Regions from separate parts of the Homo sapiens genome. Here region 1 is linked to region 2. A link is a contact called in ENCODE Hi-C or POLR2A ChIA-PET data. All regions are on one chromosome and are shown on one strand. The core of a region is the stretch at or near the end of the contact, and the rest is flanking DNA. Distances in the headings are between cores, read along the strand shown.

Region 1 (5,461 bases), core at 1,893-4,392, 480 kb after region 2:
TAAAATGTGGCACTGAACATATGGCTGGTTCTCTGCTTAATGCCTGGGGAGTGATATTGGACATAACGCTATCTTCAAGTCATTCTGAGAAACACTTCAAGTTCTCATCACCAATGCCAAGAGGTGTTCATAGCAGGAGTCATAAACACAGGACCAACCAGGGATAGGTAGGGAATATGGATGAGCGAAGGCTGGGGAAAAACAAAACAAAACAAAAAAAACATCATCAGTGGCAAACTGGATCATAAATGCCCTGTCCAAAGCAAGCAGCATCAGGCACTCTGCTCCCACATTACTTTCTCTAAAAAATTTTAATAGGAAGAATTGTTGTAAATTTAACATTTCCAATTAAAAAATAAAATCTGTGGTACTACGTAAACCCATACAAAATGCTCCTCTGGCCTGGATTCAGTCCATTCAAAAGCATTCATATAAAACTTTGCAAATAACTATACCTTCAAAAAAGATTTTCAAATGTTTATTCTTGTATCAGTTTATTGTATGTTCTTTGTTAGGGTGGTCACTATTTTGAAAAGTCAAGATGAAGAACAAAGAAATGATGCTCTGAGATTCTCCTACTAAGTGTTTATAAGCCTACAAAACACCATTAATAGAATAGGTTTGGGGCAAAATAAACTTGGAGCAAAGGGAAAGAGTCACTAATCAGCTAGTGTAAGGTGCTTTACAGGAATCTTGGCATGCAGATAAAGTTACAAAAGTCAGGCTTCAAACCCAGAGAACCAAACCCAACCCATAAAATCTGTGTCAGGCAACATCCTCAGATAGAGTCAGGATTTAAAAATGTGTTTAAAGCAACTCATTGTTCTCTTATAATTTTGTTGACTCTTACTCAACATGCACACAAATGCATTCTGGTGCTATGACTTTCCCTCTTGATGTTTTTTAGAAGGAGCCTGGGATGAGTGCTGAGACCTATGATGTGTGAGGCCCTAAGAGAGACTTGACACATGATGTTACATCAATTTCTCACAAGGACTCTTTGGTAAAATCAGATTATTAAAAAGTTTTGCAAGAAAATTATAAGTATCAAAAGTATTGGCATATATTTGAGAGCTAAAAACATAAAGATAAATCACTTTGCCTGGTATGTTCTTGTGCACTGGCTTGCTGCCTGAGATTGTGTAAAATAATATTCCCAAAGCCATGGAAGTATGCTTTTGCCAGGAACATTTGTAAAGGTCACTTAACGTTAAAGTATTGAGTCTGTTGCTTTAAATATTTTTATTTCTTGTTTGAATCTACTTCTCTGCATATATAACTTGAGATTAAAAGGCATTTTTTATACAGTGCAAATTAGTCTTCTTAAGTAAATGATGTTTTTCAAACAACAACAATCCCACAAAGCTGACATTTCCAAAATGATTATTAGCGTCACCACCACCACTGCTATAACCATCACCACTACCACTACTACCACTACTACAACCATTACCACCATCACTGCTATAACCACCACCACCACCACCATTATCACCATCACCATCACACACCACAACTACCACCACCACCACCATCACCACTATAACCACTAGCACCACCACCACTACTATAACCATCACCACCGCTATAACCACCATCACCACCACCACTACCACTACTATAACCACCACCACCACCACTATAACCATCACCACCATCACCACTATAACCACCACTACCACCACCACCATTATAACCATCACCACCACCACTATAACCACCATCATCACCACCACCACTACCACTACTATAACCATTACCACCATCACTGCCACTATAACCACTATAATAAACACCACTACCACCACCACCATTATAACAATCACCACCACTACTATGACTATCACTGCCGTCACCACTATAACCACCACTACCACCAGCACCACTACTATAACCATCACCACCACCATCATCACTATAACAACACCATCACCACTATAACCACTATCACCACCACTATAACCATCACCACCACTACCACCACCATCACCACTACTGTACCACCAACAGCAGTATAACTACCAATACCACCACCACCACCATTACTACCATTATCACCATCATTTCCATCAACACCACTATCTCCATAAGGGGAGCCCTTACAAAACTTTGGATTTTGTTCTAAATGAGCTGAGGACAGAGCCTTTTGTCTCTTGAGTGTTCTGTGCAGCATATTAGTCTGTGTTTTGCTCACAAAACACAGTGATATTCAGTACAAATGCAACCTAGAATTCTAAAATTATTTTAGGAATAAATTTACTTTTTTCACCCATACTTAAATGCAGCTACTAAAGACATTTACATGGCTTCCAAAATATTGGAGAAAGATGCTTGTTCTTCCAAAAATATATTTGAGAGCAAGTGAGCTCTTAAAATTATAAATGGAAACATTCTCTGGAATTGTTTGAATAATAATACTGTTTTTGCATAATTGTATTAAGATCTAAACACAGCTAATAAAAGGTTGAGAGAGATGGCAATAGTAAGATAAAAAAAAGTACAGTTCAAAATGAAAGCTTGGTTTCAAGACATTACGTTTTTACAAATAAATTCTGATGTGGGTACACAACTACGAATACAAACTTGATTCTTAATGGCCTCTTAAAAATTATATATGGTGATGAAAACACCTTAGGTCAATATTTCCTCTTTGTCTTCATTGTATACTATGTATATTAGAGCATCTACAATTAATTCTTTTCTATTTAAATCTAGAGTTGAGTGAGTAACATGGGGCTGGTTTCCATCTCCCCACAAAGCATGAACTAAGGCATAAAGCATCATGACTTCAAACACCTACAGAGACCTGGCAGGTAACATACACAGTGAAGTGGGCCAGGCATAATAAAACACCATGCAAACAGGGCGATCACTGGCCATTAACACAGGCAGACAGTAGGAAATTGATGGGGACTGCACTGACCTGGAACACCCCCCCACCTATAAATGGGGCAGCTCAACACTTGTCATGCAGGAAAGTAGGCCAGATTGATTAATTTTCTGTGAGAGAGTGAAATCAGATTTTCATTTGAAAGCCCCTGATTTTTAAAAAGTTGGTGATAAAATCGTGTTTTATAAAAAACATTGTGTATTCCAAATGAGACATGTCCATGTCCTGGATTCAACCCGTGGGCAGGCAGTTTGTAGTCTCCAGGGGAGAATTCCAGCAGCCATGGTTAACATGTGCAGAGCCAGTACTCTTGGCTGTTTCTATGATCTCAGGGGAGACTACCAGCTTCCGGACACTTCAGCTCCTGTAATTTCCAAAGGCAGGGTAGGGCACAATCAAGACCCACCACTCCTAGAAATTAGAGCTCATGAAAAAACCAATACAGCAAGTCGTGTGTGTGTGTGTGTGTGTGTGTGTGTGTGTGTGTGTGCACCTGTGTGTGCATGTTTATGTGCACATGTACATGAGTGCATCTACATGTGCTTACATTCCTGTCCTGGGAAAGGGTTGTGTTAGTCAACAGATTGTTTTCTGTGTCCTTCCTCTCTTCCCCAATGCTTGATCATCATGACTATCCCTTTCCTTTTCCTGGAGAGAGGAGGAGAGAAAAAAAGTGGAGAATCTATAACAGGAAATTTCAGAGCAAATGTTACCAGCTCAGCAGAGGTAAAACTAAACCCCTCCAATAAAGCCAAGAAGCTCCTTCTACTTCCCTTTCTCCCCCCTTAATCCATCCTCTGGCTGCAAGGGCAAATCATGGTTTCAAAAGCTACCAACTTCACCTTAAAAATGAATACTCTCTCTCTAAAAATAAAAATCCACCATGTGCAGTAATTTTCCTTCTGGCCACATCTTCTCTGCCCAAATGTTAAAAAACCACCAGGGCCATTTAAAACTATTAGAAATGTTAGCTTTAGTTGGAAGGAAGCAGAGTAAATAAAACTCAGCAATCTGGGGAAAAGGGGTTTAGGACATCAGAGTGAAAGGATAAAAATCAGATTATTTATTGTTTTATTTATTCATTTGTTTGTTTACTTTATTTTAAAGATGGGGTCTCTGTTGCCCAGGCTGGACTGCCTCAACCTCCTGGGCTCAAGTGATCCTCTGCCTCAGCCTCCCCAGGAGCTGGGACTACAGGCATTCACCACTACAGCTGGCTAATTTTTAAAATTTGTAGACATGGGGTCTCACTATGTTGCCCAGGCTGGTCTTGAACCCCTAGACTCAAGCCAGTCCTCCTGCCTCAGCCTCTCAAAGTGCTGGGATTACAGGCATAAGCCACCATGCCTGGCCAAAAAAAAATCAGAGCTTTCCACAAATAATTTCTAATGGTTGATTTTTATTTATTGGGTTTCTCACAAATCAGGAATGAGTTGACATGATTCTTTTTTTCTTCTACAAACTTGTCTCATATTACTGATGGCCTTCTCTTACGATGTCATGATTGGCTCTGAATGTCCCTAGTGGTCCAGTCCATTTATGTACAGAACATCTACCTAGCACAGGAAGATGCTTTTGTTGTTTGGATGAGAACGTGCTCATGTTTACATATTTTTCTATTCCAATTCACTTTAAACAATGCAGCAATATAGAACAGCATATAATAGAGGTTTTGAGTATAGGCTCTGGAGTCAGAGAAACTTAAGTTTAAAACTCAATTCCATGAATGGGAGACTTGAGTCACCTACTCAACACATTCCTTCACAGAGAGAAGGAGGATAATATTGCATCTACCTCCCAGGATGATTGAAAGAATTTGATGAGATAATGCATGGACATGTCAGGCCCAATGCAAGTGTTCAGAGAAAAGCAAATAATAGCAGTATAGCCCTTAAGTTAATGTTGGTGAAACATAAACTTCCAAGATTACTCTCAGAGTCAACTACCATGGAAGAGAGAGCAAAATAAATCAGTGGTTTCCAGTTTGTCCTTTCCTTGTACTGGTTTTACATTGAAAATTATTCTGGTCTAACAGCTGTTAGATTCAGACAACCATAAGGCATTCAAACTGCAATCAACATTGACCAAAGTGCATGAAAATTGTATTTTCTTTCCTTCTGTATATTATCCATTTTTCTTTTACATGTGAAGAATACAGTGCAATAACTAAATTAAGATGAACTTTCCCCTTGCATCCCCTGAAATAATATTCTTTTCAAGTACCTGACAAGTAGATGATTGAAAATTCCCTCAAGGCTGAAACATTTGTCCACGCCAATCATAACTTCCTTGATGCTAAAGGAAATGAGATCTAAGCATGAACTACCACAATCAACAGCAATTTAAAGGTTTAAAACCACAAAAAAGGCATAGTTATTCAACGCAAATCTCAAAATTAAAGTTCTCTCCTTGTTTCTGATTTAGACAAATTTCAACGTGTTATCCACAAGTTTTAAGTCTGACTTTAATATTAAGTGTAATCAGACATAAATAAGGTTAAAATCGTCATACATGATAGCCATAGTTATTGATGCATTTAAACAAAATCACCATAACAATGTAATTTCTGAA
Region 2 (5,660 bases), core at 1,693-4,192:
AATGGAACCCTTATTACATAAAATAAGGTTTGACATAAAATATATTGGTCAGAAAGGATCGTTTTATTAGTTTTCATACATAATTTTCGAAGTTTCATTATGACTTTGTTAAGTTCATTTCCTCTGAATTAGTCAGATTTTTAACTCAGTCATCTCTACTGTCATGATAGACTTTTTTTCTTATATTATCAAAAATGCTACAAGAAGAGCAAGCTTTCAAAGGTAGATTTAAATTGTTTCTGTTGTAGAAAGGAATTGTCTTACAAGTAAGTTAGAGACTGAGAGTAGATTGTTATCTTATGGACCTATACAGAAAGAGCTTTTCTCCAATGTTTTATTTTTAAGGATTTCATTAGCATATTTCTCAAAATATTTAAGATATTCAAGTGGGTTTGATTTTCAAAATGCATCATTACATCTTGTGATAGGAAACAATTTAAAGTGAGACACAACAACTTTTATTTTACTTCATTTATTACCATCTAATTAAATAAAAACCAGCAACAAATTAAAATCTAAATCACAAAAGTAATTATCCAGTGTATTTCAAGTGCATTTTTCAAATATATAATTCAGATATTCAAGCGTTATTATATAAGCTGAATTCAAATTTCTTTGAATATATTTAAATAACATTTCAAGTATATTTATGGAATGTTAGAAATAGAACAAGCAATATTTGAAACAAAATGTAAACTTTTTAAAGTTCAGACACTTTCAAAGACAGATAAAAGTACCAGGAAGAAATCTACCTTTAAATGATATCTTTGTTAGTGGAAAATGTCTGGAAGTATCCAGAATGGCAATTTAAGTTCTGTTCACCAAATCACAAAACACCAACATCCACACTTTCAAAGACAATGTGAGATCACAATATTTGTTACAAATCAAAATATACATTACAGTTTCTTTCAGATGGCATATCCAAATCGTGTTTACTCACAGACAGATGCACCTAAATCACCAGGATTGCTATAATCCTTTGATAGTTAGGCAGAGTGTTCGTCTCGGTCTGGCGTTACAGCTGGGCTGTTTACGGAGTGTTACGGTGTACTTTTCAAGGGAGATAGGAAATCGTGTGGAAAGAAGTCTTCTAATACTAGTGGCTTTGGGTTTTTCTCCATCCGCTTCCCCTACTTTTTCTCCCCTTGTGGGGGTGGGTGAGATGATGTTTAAATATTGTATTATTATTCCTTTTTAAAGGAAGAGATTGTTTGCACTGCGGAGTGGAATATTAGGAATTGAACAGAAGTTTACACTTAATAAGGACTTTGAGAAGGGTAATAATTTCGGCTCTTGATTAAATCATCCTCTAAAGTTTTTCCAAACTTTTCGGGTTGGTCAGGATCTCTCTTGCCAGTCGCCACGTTTGTTTGGCAGCGTTTTCCAGAGCTGAGTGAGGTTTGCCTTGAAACAGATCTAAGTTCGGTAGAAAGTAGTGGGGACACCGCCGGCACTGCAGGCAGGAGATAAGTTGCAGCAAAATCCCGTTCAGCCGATCACCCAGGCAAGACTCGTCCCAGTCCGACTCTCGGGGATGCTTTTCACACTCGTAGGAAACCAGAGTCTTCATATGGTAATTGTTCAAGGGCTGGCCCGGCAGTTCAAGGTGACGATCCCTTAAGGTTTTGAGGATGGAGAGGCACTTCTTTCTGCAGCCCCCCATCTGCAGTCTGTTCTCTGCCTCCGCGAACTGCAGCACCCAGGCGTCGCTCTCCGCCGAGCTCTGCTTGCCGGCCAAGGAGTGGCACTCCTTGGACAAGAGATTGAAACCTTCCGCCTTGACCTCCGCCACCCGGTTGGGTCCCGGCCAGGGGATGTGGGGAAGTGGCCAGTGGGCAGCACTCCTCGGCCAGATCCCGGTGCATTTAAAGGCCGGCGTGATCTGCACCACGTACCTATCTCGGATTCTCAGTTTCACTTCGCTGGTGTCTGCCACCATCTTTACCACATCCCGGTAGCTACATTTGTCTACCGCTTGAGCCACCAGCGTCTGAAACCTGGACCGGATTTTGCGCGCCGAGAGGTAGCCGGAGGCGGTAATGAATTCCACCCAGAGGGACATGCTCCTCTTGCGCCCGTCGCTCAACTTCAGCACCGCGCAGCCGGGCAGTGAGCCATCGTCCACGAAGTTGAACACCCCCATTTGGTTGAGATAAAGCACCACTTCAAATTCGGTGGGGGAGATGACCTCGAGGCCCTCGTAGCGATTGTCCATCTCGTTGAGAGAGCTGATGAACCGCGGCTCCTGCACTTCCACTTCCTTCAGTACGTCGGAAACTACTTTGCAGACTTCCCGGATAGTTTTGGCAATGGCAGCTTTCCTGGCTTGGCATTTTTCGTTGTAGTATTTATTCAGATGGTAGACCAGCTTGGCCTGGGCCGCAATCATGTTGGGGCAGAGATCCGGATTGTACACCGGAGTCTCGCAGTAAGCTGTGGGATCCAATGCGGCTGCTAGAGCTGGAGCCAACTTCGGTGGAGAAACGGGCCGCAACACTCAGAAATGGATCAAAAATGCCTTTCGGAAGTGCTGCAGCGTTGGTTTCCCTGCTGCTGCTGCTGCTGCTGCTGCTGCTGCTGCTGCTGCTGCTGCTGCTGCTGCTGCTTTTCCCTTCCTTTTATCTTTGAGCCCAGCCGTTCTTAAAGTGAAAGACTGTCCTCCCCCCTCTGCTTGTCTCTCTTCCTCTTTTAAAGAATCCTTGTGTGAGAGAACCGCATGGAGAGATCACCTTCTCAGGAATAAAAAACAAAAGTTGCGCTGAGACCCAGCAAAGCTCTTCCAGTAGTCAAAATAAGCACCCCTTTCCGTATTTATTTGCGCTTTCCCGTAATCATTGTGTGTGCAGCACTGTTAATCAAATGGAGGAAAAGTGTGCTGAGTGTGTGTCCGGGGTGAGTGTGCGTGTGTATATGTCAGAAGAAGCTGCTGTTGGTTTGTCTAAGAGCCCAGATGCACTCGTGTGGAAATTATAAAGGCAGGGCCAGGCAGGCGGGCGGCCAATCGCCACTGGGCTCGTCACGACAGCCTCCTTCAGCTCCAACCCGGCTAATTAATCCCCACTCATGGATATAGGCACACAAACTAAAGGTAGGAGGCTGCTGCCGGCGGAAAACCACTCAGGCCACCTAGACAGTTTGGAAATCAAGAGGAATCTCTCAGCTTTGGTATTACTTGAAGCATATTGACGTTTTGAAAAGACTTGGCAAAGCGGCTCTCTTCTGTGCCGAAAACCTGCTTGTCTTTTACCGCTGAAATGCAAATACAGGTGTATTAATGGGCATCCATCAATTAGTGATCTTGACGGGGTTTTCTAAAACAAAATCACTAACTTGCATTTAGAGTAAGATAATTAACGTCTGTTAATCCTTGGGGTCTTCTTAAATGCAGGTTGAAAGTTTGTTCTTTCATGCAGACTACTGGCATATGGAAGTTGGCTTTAGATGGAGGAGTACCTGTGTAATTTTCTCATTCTGGATGTTCCTATATGTTAAAATGATTTTTTGAAACGTTATGGAGGTAGTATGCTCTTTTTTTACTTATGTTTTTTTCTTTTCTCCATTTGTTGAATCTGAAAATTATTGCTGAGTGTGTGAGATGTTCTACCCCTGTTTAAGTTAGGATATTTAAAAAATATTTCGTACATCCCTCTGCCCCAGCAGATGCAGTCTTTGCACTTTGGTGGACTTGCCCAGCATTACAAGCAGGACACAACGCTATATATGCACTTATAGAAACATTTGAAAAATAAATTGTCTGTGGGATGGACAGAGTACTTTAGCGTTATTTCATAGTGACCTGTATTTTAGTACATAAAATTCAGGTGAGATCATAGAGATCAAGCTTCCTCACAGATAACTATCCCGAAAAATTGAAGGTTTGGGGTATCTGGCTTGTTTACAGATGTATAATTAAGGATATATCTCCTGTCTTAAGTGTCCTTAAGTGGTGACCTGGCAGTAGACTTCTAATTTTATACTATTTCGTGTGATTTAATTAAGGGAAAATGGTTAACATTTGCAAAGAAAATTAACTTGCAGTTATCTGGGGGGTTTTTTGGATTTAAACATCATTTTGAAAACAAAAATGAAATAAATCATTTCATTTCTGAATTTTGGAACCTGGAAACAGGAGGAGGAATTTTTTTTTCTAGTTGGTGGTCCAGTTGTGTCCTCAAAGTACAGGAAACTAAAGAAATACTACTTAGTGGTTACGTTGTGGTTTTTAAAACTAGGTGGATTTTTTTAATTGTCTACCTTTAATTTAGATGCCACGTCTTTCCAATTAAGAATATTTCCCGTCAAATCCTATAACTCCCGGTAACATGTTTGTAGACACTTTCAGAGTCACTTTTAACAAGATATTCTTCAGGGCTCCCACTTGCTACTTAAGCTTTTGATTTTTGTTTGTGTGTTTTGTTTTGCACAGGCACAGCATCACAAAACCACCTATTATTTAATTTCTCCTTATCCAACAGTGATAGATTCCAATTTAGCTGAAAATAGTATACATTGGGGTGCGTGGCACCCAGCTACTCTATTTCCCAAGAACCTTCCATCCCCTTAAGAGCAGGGTCTGGGAACACCCAAAAAACCCCTCCCCACTTTGCCGTCATCGCGGGTGAATGCACCACTACCTTTTGGCAGTTGGAGGGGAGACCCATCAGAGCCGGAGAACCTGCAGCCACGACGGCGAGGATGTGCAGTGGTCTCTGGGGAAACGCCGCCTTCTGCCCTCACCCGGCGCGTGTGGCCCTGTGCCGTCCGCTCGCCGCCTCTCTCTCGCTGCTCCGCATTCCCGTGCCCTCTTACTTTCCTCTCTGGGCTCAAGATCGCTACGCTTTATTTCTGCGTGAGCTTATTTGAAAACCTTACTTGGTGTCCCGGCTTACTCTCCACGTCTGCTCCAGACCACGGTCTGCCCACGCACCCCTCAGCCTGCACCGCCCACGTCCGGCCCAGGTGTGGTCGCAGCCAAGCCCCAGCCGCGGGCCCCTGCGCCCTGCGCTCTCTCCCTTGGGTTCAGGCCAGAGATGCTTGCCCCAAGACCTCGCCCCTTGCCTTCTTGGGCCACCTGCAGAACACCCTTGGTTGTCAAGGACGTGAGACAGCCGAGGACGGGGAGGCCCCAGGGCTGTTCGGGGGACCTTAAGTGGGTCCAACGGGAAGGACGCGGGCCTGCGAGGGATGCCGGTCGGGCCTGGCTGGAGCCAGGCGCGCAGGTGGCGCATCTTCGGGGCTCACTGTGCAGCTTAATTGGGTTAAAGCGAAGCTAAACACCGAAGCACTTTGTGCAAACTAATTGGTGCAACCAGCGCCTTTTCACTAACGATTTGCACTTTGAGAAAGAAAAATGGATGGTGAGAAAAGGTATACTAGGAAACTCATTAGATCTAGAGTGTTCAGGAAAGTGAAGTCATTTAGTTTAAAGGACGCCAGGACTGTGTTTTCTAAGCTGCTTCCTTAAGCACCCCTCACACAAGGAGCTGAAGGTGATTTACATAACATAGGATTCACCGGTCCGCGATTATCACTGTGGGTGAACTGGGCGCCCTGGAATGAATAATACTCTAGTGCAAGTACTGCTTGTTGCTGCAACACAGTGATTTTCTATTACACTGAACACGTGAAATGAATTGCCTTCTGTAGCTGAATCCTTT

The links. A loop is a pair of places that touch in the nucleus more often than their neighbours do. ChIA-PET counts read pairs that join two places held with the same protein, here RNA polymerase II (POLR2A). Pooled maps may share reads with other maps.
Region 1: a map of gastrocnemius medialis shows a loop between it and region 2 (5-fold over the local background). The contact joins the enhancer-like site here to the promoter of MAB21L1 in region 2. A Hi-C loop is called at or near these places in 7 of 168 maps with a recorded cell type or tissue (IMR-90, chondrocyte, gastrocnemius medialis and 2 more) and 11 of 50 pooled maps. POLR2A ChIA-PET finds 5 or more read pairs at or near these places in 2 of 52 experiments (BJ and SK-N-SH).

Annotation. Positions count from the first base shown.
Region 1 is chr13:35,956,514-35,961,974 of GRCh38, forward strand. All of the region lies in intron 3 of DCLK1 (doublecortin like kinase 1), which reads right to left. Among named protein-coding and RNA genes, the nearest start is that of DCLK1, 170 kb to the right of the region's middle. Within about 2 kb of position 3,143, at least 2 of the 41 ENCODE cell types and tissues checked have a DNase peak (open chromatin) inside an H3K27ac peak, as active enhancers do.
Region 2 is chr13:35,473,747-35,479,406 of GRCh38, forward strand. MAB21L1 (mab-21 like 1) reads right to left here and starts at 2,943. Exons shown (of 1, transcript NM_005584.5): 1 at 43-2,943. The coding sequence starts at 2,392. The coding sequence ends at 1,313. All of the region lies in intron 41 of NBEA (neurobeachin), which reads left to right. RefSeq lists enhancers at 1,519-2,515, 5,029-5,660.